Linked DNA regions of Homo sapiens: region 2 is linked to region 1. The links are chromatin loops, found by intact Hi-C in ENCODE. Cell type or tissue: PC-3. All regions are shown on one strand. Region 1 holds the start of LOC107986127 (a long non-coding RNA gene). Region 2 overlaps MGLL (monoglyceride lipase).

The links. Hi-C counts contacts between places; a loop is a spot of excess contacts. Peaks named below come from ENCODE experiments on the same cell type or tissue, not always from the same donor. Only the 100,000 strongest peaks of a DNase experiment are listed, where the experiment ranks them.
Region 2: it touches region 1 in a loop (6-fold over the local background); 10 of 110 quality-filtered maps call a loop at or near these places.

What each region holds. Positions count from the first base shown.
Region 1 is chr3:127,743,774-127,751,773 of GRCh38, reverse strand. All of the region lies in intron 3 of MGLL (monoglyceride lipase), which reads left to right. It overlaps LOC107986127 (a long non-coding RNA gene), which reads left to right and starts at 1,137. Exons shown (of 2, transcript XR_001740893.2): 1 at 1,137-5,114; 2 at 6,457-7,558. RefSeq lists enhancers at 347-536, 4,643-4,752, 4,610-5,121. In PC-3, CTCF peaks have their summits at 1,862, 3,547 and 5,141; DNase peaks (open chromatin) are centred at 913, 3,523, 3,693, 4,923 and 1 weaker place; H3K4me3 peaks cover 687 bases; H3K27ac peaks cover 5,763 bases.
Region 2 is chr3:127,796,053-127,804,052 of GRCh38, reverse strand. The region is part of intron 2 of MGLL (monoglyceride lipase); the gene reads left to right. Among named protein-coding and RNA genes, the nearest start is that of MGLL, 22 kb to the left of the region's middle. In PC-3, no CTCF peak of the experiment used is centred here; DNase peaks (open chromatin) are centred at 272, 4,012 and 4,412; H3K4me3 peaks cover 378 bases; H3K27ac peaks cover 4,669 bases.

The DNA.
Region 1 (8,000 bases):
TTAGTTTTATTTTATTTTTTGGGGTTTTTTTTTGCCCAGGTACATCTGTGACAGTAACCAGTTAATCAATTAGTTACAGCTATGTAACAAACCACCCCAAAACTTACCGGCTTCAGACAACAGCCATTTATCTATCTCATGATGCTTCAAGCCAGTGCATGCGTCTGGGCTCAGCTGGGCTGTTCTCTCATCTCAGCTGGGCCCCTCACACATGTGTGGTCAGCTGCAGGTCGCATGGCAGCTGTGTCTGGGAATCATCTGGCTGTTGGCTGGGGTGACAGATGCAAGAGAGGTGACTAGGATGTGTCTCTGATCACCCAGTAGGTTAGCTTGGGCTTGTTCACCTGGTGGCAGCAGGGTTTCAAGAGACCAAGCAGAAGACGCAAGACCTTTCAAGCCCAGGCTCAGGCGTGGCACACATCACCTTTGCTGCATTGTGTTGGTCCGAGTGAGTCACAAGCACAGACTCCAGCCTTGCTGGGAGGAGCTGCAGGGCACTTTGCAGAGCGGCATGGACAGGTGCAAATGGAAGGAGGAGGGGGAGTTGAAGCCATTTTTGCAGTCAGCCTACCGAATGACCGAGAGCAGTGTGTTTCAGAGAAGGCAACAATGGCAGAAGATAATGAAAACCATTCCTGGGAGCTATTTCTGATCTTCGCTTTTCTCCATCCCAGGGATGTCTCAGTGGTGGTGGTGATTGTCTTGAGGCTGTAATCCAGACACCCAGAAACACCACTGCTATGGCAGGGCAATGCCAGATCAGTGATCCTCACCTCTGGTCCCTCCACACACTCAGCTCATTCATTTTCACATCCTCAACTGCCAGCCTTGCCCCTGGCAAGTCCATTTAATGCATGAAGGCACTAACTCCAATTACAGTGGTTTCTCAAGAGCAGATATGACTGTGGGCTGATTCAGAGCCAGCTGGTTTTGTCTTCATGCTTTCTGTACTGTGCATATGTACAGTTGCAGTTTGGGGGTAGGGAAGCCTTTATTTTTTTCCCCTCATGACAAAATACCAGTTCATTGTAGAAATCTTGGAAAACCCAAAGGACAAAACAATTAGCCTTCACTCAATTACTCAGAGAAAAACAGTACCCATTTTGTGGCATATCCTTTCAGTGGTGTGTGTGTGTGTGTCAGTGTGCGTTTGCCCGGGAGTGGAAATGACTGAAACCTGTGGTTTGCCAACAGAATGGACATCTGTTCCCTGTGAGTCCCAGGGGCCCTGGCCTCCACCTGCTGTTTGGGGCTTTCTCGGTTTCCTCCACCATGGTTCTCTCTCCCTCGTTTTTGCACTACCCTCTGTTTTTTGATAAGCTGCTTCTGAAGTTAGAGAATGAGAGTGCAGCCTTTGAAGCGTGACGGGAGATGTGGAGACCGTCTCCTTGGCTGCGCAGATGAAGAGGCACGTGGCCTGCCCGAGGCCCCCAGTGAGCCGGGAGCAAAACTGGATCTCAGTTCCTAGCCCAGTGTCCCAGACCACCTTTTATGCCCTCCTTGTCACTCAGATGCCTTCTCCACAGCAAACCCAGAAGAAACGGTGCCCTGATTACACCAGGAGACGAACGGGACACAGAAGTAGCTTTCTCAGCAGGGAGCCTCTACCCTCACCCCCGCAGTCTAGTCCCCACACACGGGCAGAGGGATCCCTTCAGCCCAGATGAGACCATGGCCCTCCTCAGCTCCCACCACCTGTGTCTCCCACCTCCCTCGGGGTAAAAGTCAAAGTCCCCAAGAAGCCTACAAGGCCCCCGTGACCTGGCCCCATCTCTCCCTGTCCCTGGCTCCAACTCACTGGCCTCCCCTCTGTTCCCACCTACTGGGCCCATTGGAATCTTCAAACTTGCTGTCCCCTTTGCTAGGAACATGTGTCCCCAGATGTCTGAATGGCTTGCTCTGTCACCTCCTTCTGGTCATTACTAAAATATCACCTTCTCAGCTAGGCCTCCTCTAAAACAGTAAACCCCCTCGCATAACACACATACACACGCACCACATACCCGCTCCCTCCAGACTGCCAGTGGTCAGACTCGCTTTAGATTTTCTGTGTTTATTGTCTGACCCCCACCATGACAAAGATCTGTACTGATCTTGTCATGAGGGGTGTGTATAAGGCCCTCTTTCTAGAATCTGCTCTGGGCCACAGGATGAGAGGCACTGGCGAGGGGTGCAATGTCCACTGCTGAATGCCAAACCATCCCCCCAGCACACAGCAAGTGCTCAGTGAGTAAGGATGAATAAAGGATGGAATGTGGAATGCGGGAGAGCTAGAAGTAAAGGAATAGAAGAGGGCACTGTGCACTTTTCCTTTTATAATGAATGGTATCTGAATTTGTAAATTCTAATTCCTTACAGCAGAAAGCTCTGGGAAGCATTTGCTTTATTTCTTTCAATCAGAAAATGGTGTTTGTTTGGAGATCTTGGCTAGATGCTGCACTTCCCAAGTTCTGATGAAAATGTTCTTTATTTCAGAGTAATGGGGAGGTTCCAGGATGAAGTTTTCTGATCCAAAAGTCAAGACAGTCACTAATAAATAAATAGAAGAGTTGAGAATTTGAATGAATACATGGAGAGTCTGCGGCACGCCAGGCCCTGTGCCAGCCCTAGAGAGGAGTCCTCATTCCAGTGTCGAGAGGCTCCGACTTTGCCCAGATCACAGGCATCTCGACACATTGCCAAACCCAGGCTTCAGCATGCTTAGTAAGAGAGTGATCAGGGTTGTAGACACAGAGAAGAGGGAGCACTCCCTGGGGAAGGGGGCAGAGGGCAAGGTGAGGCTGCACAGAGGAGGTGCTATCTACAAGGGTTTTGAAGGTTGAATAGAAGTTTGTGAGGTGGGCAGAGGTGGGCATCATTCCAAGCAAAGAGAATTACATTTGCAAAAGAACAGAGTCACGTGGCAGTGAGAGTTGTGGAGGGAGCTGCACACCACTCGGGGCTGTTGGAGCGTAAATGAAAAGATGCTATGTGTATGAGTCCGCTAGGGCCAGCATAACAAAATTCTACAGACTGGGGAGCTTCAACAGCAGGGATTTATTTTCTCACAGTTCTGGAGGCTGAAAATGCAAGATCAATGTGTTGCTAGGGCTGGTTCCTTCTGAGGCCTCTCTCCTTGGCTTGTAAGTGGCCGTCTTCTCCCTGTGTCCTCACATGGTCCTCCCCATCTAGTGTGTACATTTGGGTTATAGTGGATTAGGGCCCACCCATATTAACTTCATTACCTTGGCAAAGACCTTGTATCCATTCGGAGGTACTAGAGGTTAGGGCTTCAGCCTGTGAATCTGGGGAAACAGCTCAGCCCATAACACCAAGATAGGAATATCTCTCTCTCTCTCTCTCTCCCTCTCTCTCTCTCTCTCTCTTTCTCTCTCTCTCTCCCTCCCTCCCTCCTCCCTCTCCCACCTCTGTTGTGTGGTCTCTCTCTCTCTGGGGAATGATCAAGGATGGAACAATGTCAACAGACTGCGATGCGTAACCCTCAGTTGAGAATGACTCGGATTTAATTCGAATGGTCCTCTGAGTGTCAGGCGCCTCTTTGTGGTGTGGAGAGGAGGCCACCCTAGTCTGGGTAGGCATGCTTTTATGGAAAAATATTAAACCAGCCCTGCCCGTGTTAGTCAGATCCAGTGAGGGGCGTTGCAAGTTGTTTTATATTTGTTTTGGATTACTTTCAACACTTGTCCTAGAATGCTCCGAGTCTCTTGCTAATGAGTTTTCCTTTACTTAATACCAGACGCTGTGGCTCCTCCCCGCGTGAAATCTCACGTGGACTTGGGAAGAGAGAGCATCTGTCCCCATTTGACTCATTTTCAACACCAGGTCCCCGAGTGCCAGGTTGTGGCCAAATCCTGTTCCAGTGGGAGGACCCCCCTTCCCTAGGATGTGGCTGAGTCACTTGTTTGTGCAGGCTCAGGAGTCTGGGAGCCACCCCAGGGACCACAGGTGTGGAAGGAGAAGCCCGCTCCAATCACGGTTTCTGGGCGTCACCTTGGAGACAGCAGCTGAGGAGCTCAAATAGGTGTTACCGTGGAAGCTCCTGTCTCAAGGGAGCCTGAGGTTTTCTTTCCCAAGTCTGTAGACAGCCACTTGATGGAAATGATCATACCTGTGCCCATTTGCGTTGGGCTGGACCAGAGACCCTGTGCTTACAAGTCTCCGTGGCCTCTTAGCTGCCCTGGAGGGAACCTCTTGTTCTGTGACTTAAGAAACCACAAGCTCTTGTCCTGATGAGTTCTCTTATTCTTGAGAATCTGTGGTGGGCCTGGTACTTTCTAGGTGCTGGAGATACAAAGACACCACAAGGCACCCTGCCCCTAAGGAGCACACAGTCCAGCAGGGGTCTGTAGTAGACCCTGATTATGCCATCCTGTGATAACACTGGAGTTGGACCTCTAGACACACAGGAGAAGGCTGGGGGTTTTTCTAGGGGAGAGACAAGACACGCAGATGTTCCACAGGGTGGAGGGGTGTTTCAGATGGAGCAGGTGTGTGTGCAAGGCCCAGGATGTGCAGGAGTGCAAGGATGGGTGAGTGGTTGCTGCCTGGAGGCCTGGGATGGTGGCCTTGGGTCACTTCCCCTGAGTCCCAGACCAAATCTCCAGATGTTCCCAACAGCCCATCAAAGAGCAGGTACTGAAGAGGGGGCTGAGGAGCTCCTTATGTCCACTTAAGTGGAGGGACAGAGACACAGTACAAGAGAAGGGAACAGAGACAGGGACACACAAAGGCAGACACAGAATGACCCACTTGTGACCTCAGGTGGCTCCATCAGCAATCGAGAACAGGGCTGAGTCACTTGTTTGCGCAGGTTCAGGAGTCTGGGAGCCACCCCAGGGACCAGCTTCCTAGACCCCGTCCCCTGAGGAAAATTCAGGAAGGAGGAGGGAGGGGCAGGGTTATCTCCTCCCCAGGCCCATGGACTGGGTGGATCTTGTGGAATGCACTGGGCTGGAGGGAGATTGGGGGCTGGGGGTGGGGAGAAGGGCTGGAAGGCCAGGGAACCAGCCCCAGTAGACGAGAGGGAGGCTCCCTACGGGAGTGGCAGAGGACAAGAAGGATGGCGTGCATGCCTCTGGAGGGAGTGGACGCAGAGGGAGACGGAAGAGTGGAATGTGAACCTGCAGTTCTACCCCCACAAAGACAGGGGGTGCAGCTAGAGGTCCAGGTTGGGAGGGGAACATAACTGGTTCCAGACAGGTGGGAAACATAGGGGTGGGACCTGGAGCCAAATGAAACAGAAACCAGCCCAGGGATCACACCAGGGTGTCTTAAGTGTTCTGTGTGGATGAGGCCCCCAGAACCAGAGAGAAAAGGGAGGGCAGGGTGGAGAAGGGAAGATCGTGGCAGGGTGAATGGGGACCGCCTGGGGGCAGTTGAGGCAGGGTGGATCTGTGAGCCCAGGACAAGAGAGTGCTGTGAGCAGTGCAGGGGGGACTGCCACCTGCCCAGGAGCCACGAACAGCTTGAAGGCAGCCAGAAATGTAGGAAGGACGCTGTGCAGAGCTGCCATGTTAGAAAACTCAGGAGCCATGGCCGCATGTTTGGGGCTTGTTTTCTCCCTGAAGGAGAGTCAGGAGGACGTGCTCATTCCCGCTGGCCTCAGCTCCATCCTCACCATCCCAGGCGTTCTCACAGGCTCCTCTTCCCCAGTCTCCCTGGCCGGTGCTGTTGGCTTCTCAATCTTCCATCTCTTCCATCTCCACCTTCCTTGTTTCTGTCTGGGCCCCCATCTCCCAAGCTGCTGTCACTCATTCTATTCAAACTCTGTTCTTTGCCTTTACTTCAGTAAAGTCAAAATAACTTTTGTTAACATGGTGCACAAAAATGTAAAGTTCCAGCGCCAGTCTTGTGAAGGGTCAGTCCGTTGTGCAGCCTTCCCCTTCCATGCCCCGCCCCTGTGCCTTCTGTCCCCACTTGCAGGGATGGCAGCTGTGACACCAGTATGGGGGCTGGGACTCTTTCAGGGCACAGCTTTGGGAAAGCCTGTGTGGCCTGAGCAAGGCAGCTGCATCCCAGAGGATGGATGGACACTGCACCAGGAACCCCGGCATCCTGAAGCAGGCTTTCTTTTTTATTATTATTATTCATATAAATGTATGGGTACAAGTGCAGCTTTGTTACATGGATATATTGCGTGGTGGTGAAGTCTGGGATTTTAGTGTACCATCCCCCAAGCAATGTACATTGTACCCATAAGTCATCTCTCAATCCCCCATCCCCCATCCTTCCACGCCTCCAGTGTCTGTCATTCCACCTTCTATGTCCATGTGTGCACATTATTTCACTCCCACCTACAGGTGAGGACATTCGGCGTTTGACTTTCTGTGCCTAAGTCATTTCACTTAAGATAATGGCCTCCAGGTCCATCCATGTTGTTGCAAATGACAGGATTTCATTCGTTTTGAGGACCTAGCAGCATTCCGTGTATAAATGCACCACATTTTCTTTATCCAGCCATCTGTTTATGGACACTCAAGTCGATCCCTGCAAGAACTAAGCATGAAAGGTGGAGAAAGGAAGACTAGCATTTTTTGGATGCCTACTGTGTGACAGGTGCTTTCACTTGCCTCCTCATTTAACCCTTTCAGCAATCCACTCAGTAAATACCCTGGCCCCGATGGCGGCTTTCACTGATGAGGAAACCAAGGATCATAGCGGTGGAGACGTTTGCAAGGTCACACAGCTAAGACGTAGCAGCTGTGGTCTGTACCCGGATCTGATGCCATTGCCTGCCTGCTTTCTGCTGCCTTCCAGGGACTCTGCCGGTCAGCAGGTGTATGACAGAAGCATATATATTAGCCAAAACATGGTCTCTGTCATCTGTTTTCTAACTCAGATAAAGGTGATCTTAAGGACGTGGACAGCACAGTTTAGGATCAAATGTTCTGCAAAATCTGGGTCAGGTCAGGAATTTACCTAATTTGACATATTGTTTCCGACTCCTTTGACATTTCTCTTCATTTGGTTCTGAATATACAGTATAGGAGATTTTTTTCCTATTAAACCGTGTCCGGCGGTGTAAAAGCTCTTGGGGTTGCTGATCTCATGGAGCTCTGCAGTTTGCCTCAAGCAATTCTTTGGACTTCACAGAGCATCCTGTTATTTTGTTACAGACTTAATTCCTTGATCTCATGCATCCTGGAAGTTTCTAGTGGCAAAAGCCTCTCCCCACTCTGCAGCTGTCACTTATTTATAAGCCAGAGGCACTTTCTGTATATGCAACTTTCATCATAGAGCTCTGAGAGAAAGGTCTGGCATTTCTGGATGATTCTGGCCAACCCAGAGCTGCACAGAGCCCTAACATTTCATGAGAGAGAAAATCAACAGGAGAATGGCCACTGTGGGCATGACACGTGGCAATGTGATCGCTAACCCCACGGAACCAGCCACTTACCGCTTTCTGAAACCCAGATCGTCATCCCGCAGCGTGATACAAAAGGAAGATCATCTTGCTAGATGCCAAGAACCGTAGTTATGACACTTTTTGTCATTCTGTTTCCTCTTATTTATACAGTGGAGAGTAGGATGTTTTCAAATAAACCTTCTAAATATGAAATCCTGAGAATGCATTACTTCAAAAATGCTGCACCGTTAGCAGCCTTTTAGTTGGTTACATTATAAAGCATGTAGTAACAGCTTAAAAAAAAATTCTGAGTCGAAATGTGTTTCCAGAGCCCATATGCTGAATTCTGGCATCTTTATACCTTTTTCAAGCTGTTGTCAATTAGTAAAGAAATTAATTTCTGCCTTTATCTCTCTTGTAAAGCCGAGCTTGTGCTTGGATGATGCAGAGAGCCACAAAGGGAGACATCCTTCCTCGCTCTAAGGTAACTCAGTGCAGTGGTAGTCGGGGGGACGAAAACATGTTGTGCTGAGTGGCCGTGGATTGAAACTGGGACCATCAGCAAACAGAAGAGAAGGAAATGGCTTTTGTTGAGGGAAACAAACTGTTTTCCAGGCCAACAAGCTGTGATCTTGGACTTTTTGCCATCTGTACA
Region 2 (8,000 bases), 52 kb before region 1:
ATCTATTTTAAGAGGAAATTTTATTGTAACACAAGAAGTAGAAACCAGTGTCAGGGGCTGTAAATAGGTGACCACAAGGAGAAAACAAGGCGACAGTGTATTGCAGCTCTGCACTGGGGTACACTCAAGAGCCCTGAGCCACCCCGTCCTGAAAGTGGTGGTGAGCTAGTGCCTGAGAGGTGCTTAAAATGGGTCAGCACCTGAGTGAGTCTCTCTCTTAAGTACTCAGAGGATTGGAATGGGATGAACGAGGGAATGAGTAATGTTTTCCTGGTACACGGTGATGGCATTTCATGCTGTGACATCAAACTTCCCTAACTCATCCCAGGCACAACCAGCTGTGGGAGTCCTACAGGCTGAGAGACTCATGCTCTGCACACTCAGGGCTCATCACACCAGCTAGTAAATGTGCAGGGTTTTTAACAACCCTCTGTGTGATTTAGAGTCTAGCTCTCTTCTTTTTTGTTTTTTGCCCTGACATATATGCACATCTTCATTCAAAGTCATCCCATAAATGAGTGTACTGTTCCCCTCCTATGGAACATGCCTGTACAGTAAAAGCATCCCATATGGTGTGAGTGCACCAGCATCGGCCATGGTTTGCTGTGAGGCTGGTTGGCACCAAGGAGAATTAGAAGAAGCAGGTGGGGCCAGAATATCTTCACCCCCACCCCACTGCTTGTTCCTTCAGGCGGCCTGGAGGTGGGTGCCCACTGCCAGAACAAGAGCAAACAAAGGCCCTCCCCGTGCAGCAATAAAGAGACTCAGGCTTGTGCCAGGTGTGGTGGCTCACGCCTGTAATCTCAGCACTTTGGCAGGCTGAGGCAGGTGGATCATTTGAGGCCAGGAGTTCGAGACCAGCCTGGCCAACATGGCAAAACCCCATCTCTACTAAAAATACAAAAATAAACTGGGTGTGAGGGGACGCACCTGTAATCCCAGCTACTCAGGAGGCTGAGGCAGGAGAATCACTTGAACCCAGGAGGCGGAGGTTGCAGTGAGCCAAAATTGTGCCACTGCACCCCAGCCTGGGTGACAGAGCAAGACTCTGTCTAAAAAAAAAAAAGAGAGAGAGAGAGAGAGACTCAGGCTTGAAAGACAGTGCTCCAAGCTCTTGCACAGAAGCGAGGTCAGTCATACCAGCATCTGGTCCTTTTCCAGAATCTTGGGACAGCTGTGGAGCTCTTCATTAATGGACTGCTCTAAAAGTCACACCATGTGCCTTCCACAGACCATCAGTGATTTCCCAGAAGGGCAGTTCCAAATATTGATCTAAATGTCGCCTCAGAGGAGCCCTTTGGCATAAGAACCTTTTCAAAACCGGCCAGGGCCCCGGCTGGCCTAGAAGAGGCATCTGAAGAGATCGCACATGTTAATAAAGGTTCTTAATCTCTTGGCCTCCTATAATGCAGAACTGCTTTTCGATTAAAAATAAATCACTCCTGGAGCTTGCATCCCCAAAGCATATGAAATAATTTTGAGGCAGTAGATATCTTGTGTTGGAGGAGTAATAATAGCCATCTAAGTTTCCAGCCTAGTACAAGGGGGGTGATTATCCATCTCACCCCACTGGCACTGACATATTTTCTGCACCTGTAGGAGATTACAGGAGGATGGGAAAGTGTGGGAGAGGCTAATCAGGCTTAATTAGGGAATGCAGGATGTCGGTTTTGCTTGTTATTGCACCTGGGCACCAGGGCTGTCAGGCTGCTGACCGCCTCGGTGGGCCTCCACACTTTGGTCCTGTTTGCATTTTATGAGCAGCAAACAGGTATGCACCTAAGTAAGTGAAGTTCAAGACCAAACTCTTGAACCTAGTATCTCTTACACTCCGCAACTCTAGCATCTCCAGTCCTATAGGAAGCAGGCCTGTGCTGTGTGGTATGGAGCGGATGTCCCCTGTCTCCTGACCCTGACATGCTTGGCTCAGGGTGCCCAACCCGGCCTGGCATATGCTCATCTGCTAATTATTCTGGGTCCACACTAGACTGGAAGTTCCATAAGGGTAGGGACTTGGTCTGAGATGTGTCCCCAGAGCCTAACCCAGTGCCTGGCCAGACAGAGCTCTCAAGGAATCTCTGTTAAATAAGAAATAGAGGGCTGTGAGCTGTGTGGGCCTCTGTCTGGTGACAAGCATGGGTTCTTCCTGTTGGGTTACAGCTGTGGCCACAGCAGCCTTCCAGCTACTTTCATAGGGCTTCATCCTTTCTAGAAAAAAAATTATATATATAAATATTTTATATTATAAAATATATGATATATTTATTATATTATTATAAATACATATTTTAAAATACATAACATATACATATATATTTTTTCTTTCTTTTTTAAAGGAAATAAATACTTTAGGGACTACTCCAGAACCTTGCATGCATCTGAACTTTTCTTGGAAATGTCACCCCTTTTAATTTTGTTTTATTGTATTTTATTTTTGAGACGGAGTTTTGTTCTTGTTGCCCAGGCTGGAGTGCAATGGTGCGATCTCGGCTCACTGCAACCTCCGCCTCCCGGGTTCAAGTGATTCTCCTGCCTCAGCCTCCCAAGTAGCTGAGATTACAGGCATGCACCACCAGGCCTGGCTAATTTTGTATTTTTAGTAGGGATGGGGTTTCACCATGTTGGTCAGGCTGGTCTTGAAATCCTGATCTCAGGTGATCCACCAGCCTCAGCCTCACAAAGTGCTGAGATTACAGGCGTGAGCCGCCGCGCCTGGCCGTTACCCCCACTCCTTTTTTTTTTTTTTTTTTGAGATGGAGTTTCACTCTTGTTGCCCAGGCTGGAGTGCAATGGCGCTATCTCGGCTCACTGCAACCTCCACTTCCTGGGTTCAAGCGATTCTCCTGCCTCAGCCTCCTGAGTATCTGGGATTACAGGCGCTTGCCATCAGGCCTGGCTAGTTTTTGTATTTTTACTAGAGATGGGGTTTCACCATGTTAGTCAGGCTGGTCTAGAACTCCTGACCTTAGGCAATCCACCTGCCTTGGCCTCCCAAAGTGCTGGGATTACAGGCGTGAGCCACCGCACCTGGCTCATTACCCCTTTTTAATTAGTAGCATTGCTCTTCTCTCTCTGACTATACGTACTCTCTCTGACTTCTAAATTTATCAGCAGCTTCTTCTGAAGCTGGCCTGGTACCCGGTGAGCTCTACGGGACTCTGAGCTGAGTTTAGAGGAGGGAAAGGCAGTTGAAGGGATTTCTTGTTGGCTACAATGCTTAGACACCTCAGGGGGTGAAGCACATGCTCTGACTGTTACCAGTAAGTTCCCAGGCCAACCAGTGGGTAGTTCTTACTACCACACTTGGCTTGCTAGGGCTTTTGCATGAAAATGAATGTGAGGACATAAGATCAGTTGTGGCAGGAAGACACATAACTAACCACACAGGGGACCAACATAAAAGCTGTTTCCTCTGGTATAGGCTGACTAATGCACGGGTAGCCTGGCTGGGGCTCCACAGGCAGGAAAACATTTTGATAAGATGATTATAACAGTAGCCATAACAGTAGCCAACTTTATTGTGTATATTCTATGTTGTTTAATTCTCACTACAGGTCCTATGGTTCTCCTCATTTCACAGATGAAGAAACAGTAGTTCAGCAACTTGCCCAAACTCACAGAAGTAGGAAGTCACAGAGCCTAGATCTGAACTCAAGTCAACTGGCTATTCCCCATGTAAGGGGTCTTATTAATGATAGTCTGCATTTGTTAAGGTGCAGGCTGAGCACAGAGACCTCAAAATTTAGTGGCTGAAATAAGAGAGAGGTTTATTTTGCTCTCACTTAGCAGTCCAGAGGTGAGCAGTCCAAGTTGGTAGGGTCACTGGGCTCCACATGGCCATTCAGGGACCTAGGTTCCTTCCATCTTGTTGCCCCACCACCACTTAGAGTGTGGTTCAATCACCAAAGCTGGTCATTGCCTTCTCTGTGTTCCTGACCATGGGGAGGAGAAAGAGCAAGTCTAAGGCAAGCAGATTATTTCAAGTAGGTGTTGTAGAAATTGCATACGTCACTTCTATTCATATTCTATTGGCATAACTTAGTCATACGGCCACACCTAGCTGCAGGGAAGTCTGGGAAATATGGTCTCTATCTGGGCAGCCATATGAACAGTTAAAATTCTATAAAACTCTGTAACTACAGAAGAGAGAATGCAGTTTGGGGCAATCAGTTTGCAGTCTACCATAAAGACCATCTTCTCTTTTGTGAATATTAAGACTGGGCTACCACAGGACAGTGTTAAATGCATTCATGATCATATGCAGACATGGGGTCATCTATTCATTTCATAAATATGAAGCCCTTCCTTTGCCGGTACTACTGTAGTGAGCTGCTTGGGGGCTGCCAAGATGCCTGATTCACTGTCTCTTCCTGAGGCACAGCCGGGAGATGAGACATCAGCCAGGAATCAGGAAAGAGGAAAGAGAGTTGACTGGTGGATTTCATTCACTCATTCAACCTGGTGTATTTACACACATCTTGTGCTGAGAAAGGACTTGAGGTAGCCCACTTGTAGTAGGATACAGCTGGCAAAATGCTGTTCGTGTGCGTAATCTCTTTCACCTTCTCACCCACTCTGAGGGAGGCAGGGTAGTTTCAGAGGAGTTCTGGAAGCATCAGAAATCCCATGACTGGTGAGTGGTGAGGGCAGGATTTGGAGCTGGTCTTGAGGGTGGTAGAAAGGGCAAAGTGCAGATTCGAAGTTGGGAGAGTCCACATTCGAGGCCCGGCTCTTCTGATCCTAACGAATAGCTTCACTCACCCCTGGAAGCCTCAGTTTCCTCATCTGGAAAACTGATGCTCAGGCTACTTATGTCAAAGGGCCAGGAGGAGGACCTGCTGAGATAATGGGTGAGTTTCTGGGGCACGTAGATGCTCCACAGCCGTGAGTGTCCTCCCTGGCTTCTTAGGAGCACTTGGTCCCTGGCAATTTGCATTACATGTTCTATGATGTCCTAAGAATGTGTCCTCGAGAGAACAATGAGTCCATGGACTCAGGGACACTGGGCAGGGCCCTATCTAGGCCTTTGGTGTTTGGCTCCAAGTTCTCCCTTCATCGTGGGAATCCAGCTGCAGGCTTGAAAGGCAATGCTCCTGAGACTGCTCCCCTGCTCTGCCCTCAGCTTCCCTCGGGTGCTCTCCAGCTTGGCTGCACCACCTGTGACCTCACTTCATTGTGGACACCCTGACCAGGGCCCCAGTGACTGGGGTACCTGGAAAGGCTGTGGAGCCCAGCCTCCTACTGATAGGAACCTTCCTGCAGGTGAGGAGGATGGGAAGGGCATCCTGAGTGGAGGAGAGGCCACACAAAGGTGCGGGGAGATGATGTAAGTGCAGAGACATCAGTGATTTTGGCTGTTGACACAACAGGAATATGGCATTTGTGTGAGCACAGATTTGAGTGGGGGAAACTGGGGGCAGGGTGTGGAGTTAGGAGGCTGTTGGGATTGTTCAGGCTGTTGGGGTAATAAGGTCTGGGAGTGACAGCAGAGGGAATGGAAAGAACAAATCCAAGAGAAGTGAAGACTCAGCAAAGGGCCTGTCCAAGGAGGAAGTCCTGGAACCCAGAGTCCAGTGGCAGCTCCACAAGAGGACAGGCAGGGGCCACAGAGGCAAGAACAGGGCCCTGGGGTCCCAGCAGGGTACTTCGGAGCCCCAGGACTGTGACTCAGAGCAAAGCAGAGGCTGAAGCTGAAGGTGGGAGCTCAGAGAGACGTGCTGCCTGTTTTATGGCACCCAAAGAATTCACTTCATGGGCTAGAGTCTGACGCATAGAGAACCTGAACAGGCTCCTGCTTTCCTGCATACATAGATACGAAGAAAAGCAAAAGAGTGATTATCACAAAACTCTGGACAGTGGGTTGCTCCTGCAGGGAGAAAGGTATGCACTGTGCTTGCAAGGTGCTGGTCATGTGCTCTGTGTCTTTGACTGTTAGTAGGTACATCGGGTTTCCACCTGTTATGATTATTTGACCTGTGCAGATCAGTTGTTTGTACTTTTTAATACATATATCTGTTTCACAATGAAATGTCACACACCCCTTGCTGCTCTGGATGACATCAACCTGGGCAAAGTTGGAGATGAAGGTTAGAGATACACTGGAGAAATATATGCTATATAAAGAATTTTGGGCCAGGTACGGTGGGCCAGGTATGGTGGGCCCACATGCCTGTAATCCCAGCACTTTGGGAAGCCCAGGTGGGAGAATCACTTGACTCAGGAGTTCAAGACCAATCTGGGCAACATGGTGAAACCCTGTCTCTACAAAAAATAAAAATCAGCTGGGCAGTGGTGGCTCGCGCCTATAGTCCCAGCTACTCAGGAGGCTGAGGTGGGAGGACCGCTTGAGCCCGGGAGTTTGAGGCTGCAGTGAGCCATGATTACACCACTGCACTCCAGCCTGGGTGACAGAAGAAGACCAAGTCTCAAAAAAAAAGTTGATTTTTATGTTGTTTGTTTTTCTAATCTGGAATATTTGAGGAGTCTAGTGACATTCCGGATGTCTTAGGCATTATATGTCTTAGGCATATAAATAAGGAATCATAGACAGCCATAATAAAAGGATTGTGTTCAACCTCCATCTTTTCACCCTGAGTTTCTATTTTCAGGAGCCTTCCAGCTCAGAAAATAGGCTGCATGCGGAGCAAGACTAGACTGAGTCTTGACAGGTCGAGGGGAATATTACTTAGGAGACATGGTTCTCTTATTCGCCTCAGGAACATTTTTTTTTTGCCTGCAAAAAGCCAGGAGGATTCTCAGCTTTGCCCAGGTGTTCTCAGGGACAGCCACACAGAATGTCCCAGAAGCTGAGTGGAAAGCAGTCCTGGGATACACCCTCTGCAGAGGGATGGTGAAAGACAACTGGAGAGACGATTTTGATGCGGTCACACAGCCAACAGTGACAGTCATGTATGTGGCACAGCATGGCCTCTCGTGCCTGGGGACTGCACAGCATCACAGGCTTCTCCTCTGCCACCCTGTCCTCAAGCACACCAGTGGATTGCAGGCCTCCCACGGAGCTCTGCAGAGTGGGTAAGGCATCCGCCTTCCAGAACCTCTCAGCTTAGCAGGCTGGGTAAGGCAGGCAGTCGCCCCGGGGGAATGTGATAAGTGCCCAAAGAGAGATGTTAGCAGCATGATAAATTAGGTGGTAAATGCACCAGGCTCTCCGTCCCCGTCTGTTTCAGGCTGGTGGATGCTGGATTTGCTTTCGCACATTTATATGGAAATACATCTTTGCTGTGGCTTGTAATTTTCTAGTTGAATAACTTCAGGGTAGGCCTACTTTAGAATTTAATTATCCTTACGCTGGGAGAGCTTTGCTGAGGTTCAGTGCTCAGAAGAGTGCACGATTCTAAACATTGCGTGACACTCACCATAGGGCACCGTTGGCTGCAGTACATCACTGTTTTGAGGGTTGTATGATAGTGTTCTTATGTCCTGCTGACCCAGGAGTCAAGATGGACTGGTCTCAAATGAAATTCTGCCCTACCACTAATCACGCAGCAGGGAGGTTTCTCATCTACTGGATACTTAACCAAGAGGTTTTGAAGCCAGACTGATTTTGGCAACCCTAATGCATTGGCTCCACAGTGCTTTTTTAATGACAGTCCAAGCTAAATATGAAAGATCCAACTGCAGATTCATTGTGCACTAAAGGCTTGAATCTCTAAGTAGTGGTGACATAGTCCTGTAGGGAAATTGTGAATTGAAGCTTCTCAGAATTAGGCTTCTCAAAGCCGAGGCCCAATGTAGGAAGATAATATGTGGCTGTCTAGAGTGTGGTGCTGAAAAAGGGTCAGAGGGCTTCTGTGTTCCTCAGAAAAGGGAACTGGGATTGATTAGTAATATCTGCTTTGAGTTCAGGAGCAGGGACAGTGGCCCAAATGCCATGTGTTTGTAATTAGCCATTTCCAAGATACCTCCCAACTTCTGGGCTCTGTGCAGAGAGTGGTGGGGCGGGGAGGGGGCTTTCTCCAATGTTCTCTCCATTCACCCTC